Regions from separate parts of the Homo sapiens genome. Here region 1 is linked to region 2. Evidence: chromatin contacts called from ENCODE Hi-C data. All regions are on one chromosome and are shown on one strand. The core of a region is the stretch at or near the end of the contact, and the rest is flanking DNA. Distances in the headings are between cores, read along the strand shown.

What was found. A loop is a pair of places that touch in the nucleus more often than their neighbours do. Pooled maps may share reads with other maps.
Region 1: a loop to region 2 is called in a map of CD4-positive, alpha-beta T cell, with 5 times the contacts of the local background. The contact joins the promoter of ZFYVE26 here to the promoter of MAX in region 2. A Hi-C loop is called at or near these places in 1 of 168 maps with a recorded cell type or tissue (CD4-positive, alpha-beta T cell), 1 of 37 single-sample maps with no recorded cell type and 10 of 50 pooled maps.

What each region holds. Positions count from the first base shown.
Region 1 is chr14:67,815,112-67,817,993 of GRCh38, forward strand. ZFYVE26 (zinc finger FYVE-type containing 26) reads right to left here and starts at 1,479. Exons shown (of 42, transcript NM_015346.4): 1 at 1,423-1,479; 2 at 659-935. The coding sequence starts at 852. RefSeq lists enhancers at 1,691-1,860, 1,911-2,010.
Region 2 is chr14:65,100,770-65,103,968 of GRCh38, forward strand. MAX (MYC associated factor X) reads right to left here and starts at 1,748. Exons shown (of 5, transcript NM_002382.5): 1 at 1,535-1,748; 2 at 777-803. The coding sequence starts at 1,570. RefSeq lists enhancers at 819-1,319, 2,013-2,162 and a silencer at 1,333-1,682.

The DNA of each region.
Region 1 (2,882 bases), core at 229-2,728, 2.7 Mb after region 2:
TGGAACAGTTCTGATCCTTATTACAGTGGGATTACATGAATCTATATATGGATAAAACTGCATAAAACTACAAATGAAAAAATGAAGGCAGATTAAGAAAATGCTGAAAACCAAATAAACTCTGTAGTGTCATTTAAAGTAATGTGCCAATGTCAATTTCATGGTTTTGATATTGTACTACAGCTGTATGAGACGTCGCAATTGGGGCAGACTGGGAAAAGGATACGCTGGACTCCATTATTTTTGCAGCTTCTTGTGAGACTGCAATTATTTCGAAATAAAAAGTTTTAAGTAAAGCGACAACAATATTTTCAATCTCATAAGCAAGAAGAGAGCAGGGTTTGCTTTTTTGGAGGCAAAGAAAATAGTTTTCAATGCAGTTCCACCATCTATATTAACGAGGATAAACAAGAAATGGCAGTTTCAGGCACACTTTGGCAGCCAGGCTTACATTCAGTTGCAGATGATAATCAAAAGCCAATATTGACTAAGTAATGGATGTATACTATAGAGGTAAAATTTCAGAGCACGTGAAATACACTGTGCCTCTGCTTATTCTTCAGAGGGTAGTTGAGTGGGGGCACATTGACCAATGCCCAAATATTGAACCACATGTCTCTCACCCTGGGACCGTCTGGTAGGAAAAGAGATCCCTTACCTCAGCAGATTTGGACACACCACCAATGCCTGAAGTATGTCTTCTACCCTCTTTGGGATATCCCCTTGTCCCTCCTGTAGCTGAGGTACACATGCCTGTGCCAGCTCCCATTCTCCCCTCCGCAGGCATTCGCAGAAAAATCCAAAAAGCTGCTTCTGCGAAGCAGCTTCCTCTTTTCCAAATGGATGATTCATTTTCCCAGCACAGAGTGCAGGGAGATACAAAGAAATGAGTTATGCCGAACACATTCTCAATGTTCTCATTCGCGGAGTACCTCCTAGAAACAACACAACGCCAGTGAGAAGAAACAGAAGGCACTGTATTAAGACAAAGCAGCAACTACTGGTCCGCCTGGGAAAGGCGGGACTTGCTTGCCTAAGTATCGTTTTCAGTTTAATTTCCCACGTTACTTTTTGAAAACACTTTCTTCAAGGGGTGGATCCCATCTCTTCACGCGGATTCCTATATTTAATAATATTAATAGTCATATTTGCTCCGGGCGCAGACCCATAACTCTACGTCCGTATTCCCTACTGAACGTTATGCCCAGTCTTGACTCCAAATCCCCAGGTGGTCGCCTCCTCAAGAATGAGAAATTCAGCAGGAACCTCCCTAGTTTGAGCCCTCTGTTAAGGCAGAGGATTGACGACCAGGAGACGAATCTGTGTCATAAGTGGAAAGCAGTGTGGGGGTGGGCCGCAGGGACGCTCTCTGCGGGGGTCGTGGAGAGGGGCCCCTCCCTCTCAGGGGTGTCTTACACTCACCTGCTCCCGGCGCCCAAAGCAATAGAGCTCTCAGCGCAGCCATGTTTGAGCCGAGTCAGGTGACAGAACCCACTCCGAACAGCGGTGGTGGGGGTGGTGACAAAGACTGAAAGCCCCACTCCTATTGGCTCAAGGCAGGGAAGATGAAAATTAAGTGCCATATTTGTTTGAGTCACGTGACGCCACCTCTCCGGGAGTAGGGAAAGCTAGAAAGCTCGGAAAGAGGAAATCAGCTACCTGGCTGCGGACCATCTCCCTCAATTGTGACAGCTCCGGCGCTCAATACTTTCAGTTCTGCATTCGGCCGAGCAGGTGGCAGGAAGAACTGTGACCCTGGATTTTTTTTTTTCTTCCACTCTCTTATCTCCTTAACATGTGAAGTCAACATTTATTGAACGCCAACCAGTGATGGTGTTTTGCCAGGCGCGGGGGATACCCGGAGCTAGGAGAACTGGGTTCTCCTCCATTATTATTCTATCTACTGGGCTCTTTTGTTCCGGAACTCTGCGGTCTGAATTTCCATATTCTTCTGCTTCACTCCATTCATTTATTTGCACATTTACCCTACAACTGTTAATTGAACGGTGTGCTAGGCTTTATTTTATTTTTTTAGAGACAGAGTCTCTCTGTCGCTGGAGTGCGGTGGTGTGATCTCGGCTCATGGCAGCCTCGAACTTCCTGGATCAAGTAATCCTTAAGCCTCAGCCTTCCTGTAGTAGCTGGGACTAGAGGCGCGCGCCACTACACCGGGCTTAGGCCCTATTCTCTAAGTTGAGTAAATGGAGGTCCTTCTTCTCAAGGGAGATGCAGGCCAAAAATTAGGAGACGGTGGGCTAAATTATAAGACAGAAGTATGCATAAGAGATCAGAGAGCAAAGAATGAGCAAAGGCTTTTTCGCAAACACAATAATCTGAAACCAAGTCTTTTGTTTTGAGACAGAGTCTCGCTCTGTCTCCCAGGCTGGAGTGCAATGGCGCGATCTCGGCTCGCTGCAACCTCCGTCTCCCGGGTTTAAGCGATTCTCCTGCCTCAGCCTCACTGTGTAGCTGGGATAAGCGATTCTTCTGCCTCAGCCTCACTGAGTAGCTGGGATTTACAGGCGCGCGCCACCACACCCGGCTAATTTTTGTATTTTTAATAGAGACAGGGGTTCACCATGTTGGCCAGGCTGGTCTCGAACTCCTGACCTCAGGCAATCCGCCCACCTCGGCCTCCCAAAGTTCTGGGATTACGGGCGTGAGCCACCGTTCCCAGCCTGAAACCAACTCTTGAAGTAACGGCTTACTAGGTTTGCTCACCACAGCTGCCTTACACCAAGCCTTTTGTTTGGTTTCCCTGGTGTGCTTTAATCACAGACTCTCAGCTTTCCTCACTATGTGTGTTTCAGGTTTAGTAATTTCATTCAGCATTTCCCAAACTATTTAATCACCAAAGGGTGGTGAAAAGAGCAAGTTAAAAC
Region 2 (3,199 bases), core at 498-2,997:
ATCCATATTACTGTCTCAGACTCCAAAGACATGGAATTAGTGCTTATCTAAATCCACAGAACCATCTACTGAGAACATTAATATCAAAACCCTAAGAAATTATTGATAACACTCTATGGTCTCATCCATCACCTTTCAGCAAAGCTGTCTCTGCAATGCCACTTTTCTTCAGCTATTTTTTAATTTTCTTTATACCTTTTCTTCAAATACAGAGAATCAGACCATAATAACTTTATGTGACACTTTGATGATGTAACGTTTGGCTCCTCTACATTTCCAATTTTTGCATTAGAATACCATGTTGTGCTAGATTCTACGGGTCTATAGCAGTCACATGACTTGGTTAAAGGCGATTACCGCATGTGGCTTCAGCTTCACACAATTATACAGATATGGTTTAAAACCTACTTGTTCCTAAATAAATCTTCTGACCACTTTGCCCTGAAATAATACTACCAGACCAGAATGCTGCATTTCTCATTTCCACTTACATAGTGGCATCTGGATCCCCTATCTGAAAACTACAGAACAATTCAATTCTTTGCATACAGCTCCTCTTACTCACCTAGAATCACTGAACTTATCACCTGAGAATCTAGAATAATGGGATTTGCAACCCCCCCACCCTCCAGAACCAGGCCCCACCTCACCTTAGTGGTTAACATTAGAGTTTACTACAATATTAAAAGTAATAGTACGATCTCTTTTTCTCTCTGACCCCAAAAAGGAATAGAACTGAACGGAAATAAAAATGAAATGGAGAGTAGGAGACGTACCGCAGATTGAAACCTCGGTTGCTCTTCCTGGAATAAGAGAGAAAAAAAAAAATAGAAAATATAGAAGTTATTTTTACACTTAACATTCAATAATAAGAAAGAAAATGCCGGCGGCAGAGGAAGCGGAGGGTGGGGAGTCAGCCCGACACCCCTTCCTCCCTCCCCACCCCTTGCCCCCACCCTTCCACCCTCGGCGGGATCCGGTAGCAGGGTAGAGGGGTCCCGAGCGCCGCCCCTCCTTCCGGGATCCGACCTGGGCCAGAGGGGTCCCGAGCACTGTCTCCTCCCTGCAGACCCAGCTCGGGCATCTAGGCACCCCCAACCCCTCTCCGCCCTTCCCCGGCCCCCAGGATCCGCGGGTCACGGGAGGAGAGGATCGCAGTCCGAAGGGGCAGGTCCTGAACGCCGTCCCCTTCCCCTGGATCCGGACAATGGGATCCCGGGCGCCCCCCATCCTTGTCCCCCGGATCCTGAGCCGGGGAAGGTGGGAGCGGGAGGCCGCAGCACCCTCCCGCAAGGGAGGAGGTGGGGGTCCCAGAAGCCGCGTGTCTTCCCCCAACCTCCAGTCCCAGGAGGCCGCTCCGGCCAGGAGCCGGAGGGGAGCGAACCGGGAACGCGACGGAGGCACTCCTGGCCCCGAGGGGAAGGGGAAGGAGGCGGCGGCAGCCCGGCCCCCTCCCGCCGTCGCCCCGCTAAGAGCCCCGGCCGCTGTCCCCGCCTGACAACCCGCACGGGAAGGAAGAAGCCCCAGGACTCACGTCGCTCTCCACCTCGATGTCATCGTTATCGCTCATTTCCTACGGCCCAGGGAGCGGCCACTGCAGCGGCGGCGGGGAGGGGAAGGGGTGAAGGGGAGGGGGAAGTCACCGACAACAACAAGCCGAGTCCCCCCCACACACACACTCACTCACTCACTCACTCGCTCTCTCACTCACACACACACACAACACGGGCAAGAACCACCTCCTCACTGCAGCACCGGATCAACGGCGGCACGCACGCCCGGTCGGCCCCCGCCACGTGACCAGGCTCGCAGCGCTGGGGCAGCCGAGACTTGTAGTTCTTGTCCCTCTAACAGACGGCCCGGGTAGCTCCAGAAAAACTACAAATCCCGGAAGAAACCGCATCCAGGCGACGCCAGCCCGGCTTGTTGACGGAGCCCAAGGCGCCTGCGCGTCCCGGGGAGGGGGGGGGGGGCGGGGGGGGGCGGGGAGAGCCGCGGCGCGGCGCCTCCTGGGAGTCGTAGTCCGCAGACCGCGAGTTGTCAGGAGATTTTCCTCCCGAGGCGGCAGAGGAGGCTGCTGGGAAGACAGGACACGTGGAGGGAGCTGGAACTCCTGGAGCCGGGCACCGTCTGCGCGCTGGACGCCGGGCCCAGGGGACTGGGTGGAGTCTCTGGGGGAGTAGCCGGCTGTCTAAATAATGCTGCCTCTCTTTGGTGTGACTGGTTATACTTTGTCTTCTTCATACGGAGTGGTTCCGTTTTGCGCCTAGGGGCGTAACCCGCCCGGGAGGGAATCTGGCTGCGGCGGACCAGGGGGCGCGGCTCGGGATGCCTGCGCGAACCCTCGGGGGCTGGTGGGGAGGTGTCAGTGGCAGGTGTTTCGTGGTGCTACCGGACAGGCAGAATGACCGACCTCGCCGGGCGACCGCTCCCAGCCGCGAGAATCCTGTATTCGTTTATCTGGGAGTGACCATCCTCGCTACTCAGCTACTCACGTGAGGCTCCAGCGTTCACACAACGCGAACCCTCAACCACTATGGACGTGGAAGTAAAAGCCCCTTCAGAGTTTGTTGTAGCCCAGACAGTTTAGGCAATATCCCAGCTCAGAGTACCATAATTAAGATTGCAAAAAGGATCAATATGGGAAACTTTTGCAGTTCCCTGTCCAGTTAAAATCATATTTATATACTGTGGCATGAAGTGTAATCACATGCATTCCACCGATATTTATTGAACACCTAACTTGCCACAAGGGGATGCCATAACGGATAAGACCAAAACCATCCCTGCCTTCATGCAGCTCACAGCTGTGCAAGCAAGCGTGCCGGTCCTGCCGCCATTGTAAGAGTGTGCAACAAGTCCCATGGGAAGGAAGAAAACCATAACAGACACTTTCCACCCTGAGACAAAGTACCCATACTACTCCTTTACATCTGGTCTCCAAAGTGAATGACATCTTGAGCTTTTCCCATGAGTTACTGATTCCCGGATGAATACCATATTATCCCTGACTTTTGAATGTGGAAATTTGGGGATATGTCACACACAATTCTTGTGACACACATTCCTCAACGTGAGCATGTCATCTATGCTGAAAAGACAAATGTAAATGTGGTAATTTTTCCTTTACATTTTTTCCTTTAATATCTATTGTATTTCTTTCTCTCTCTCTTTTTTTTTTTTTTTTTTTTTGAGACGG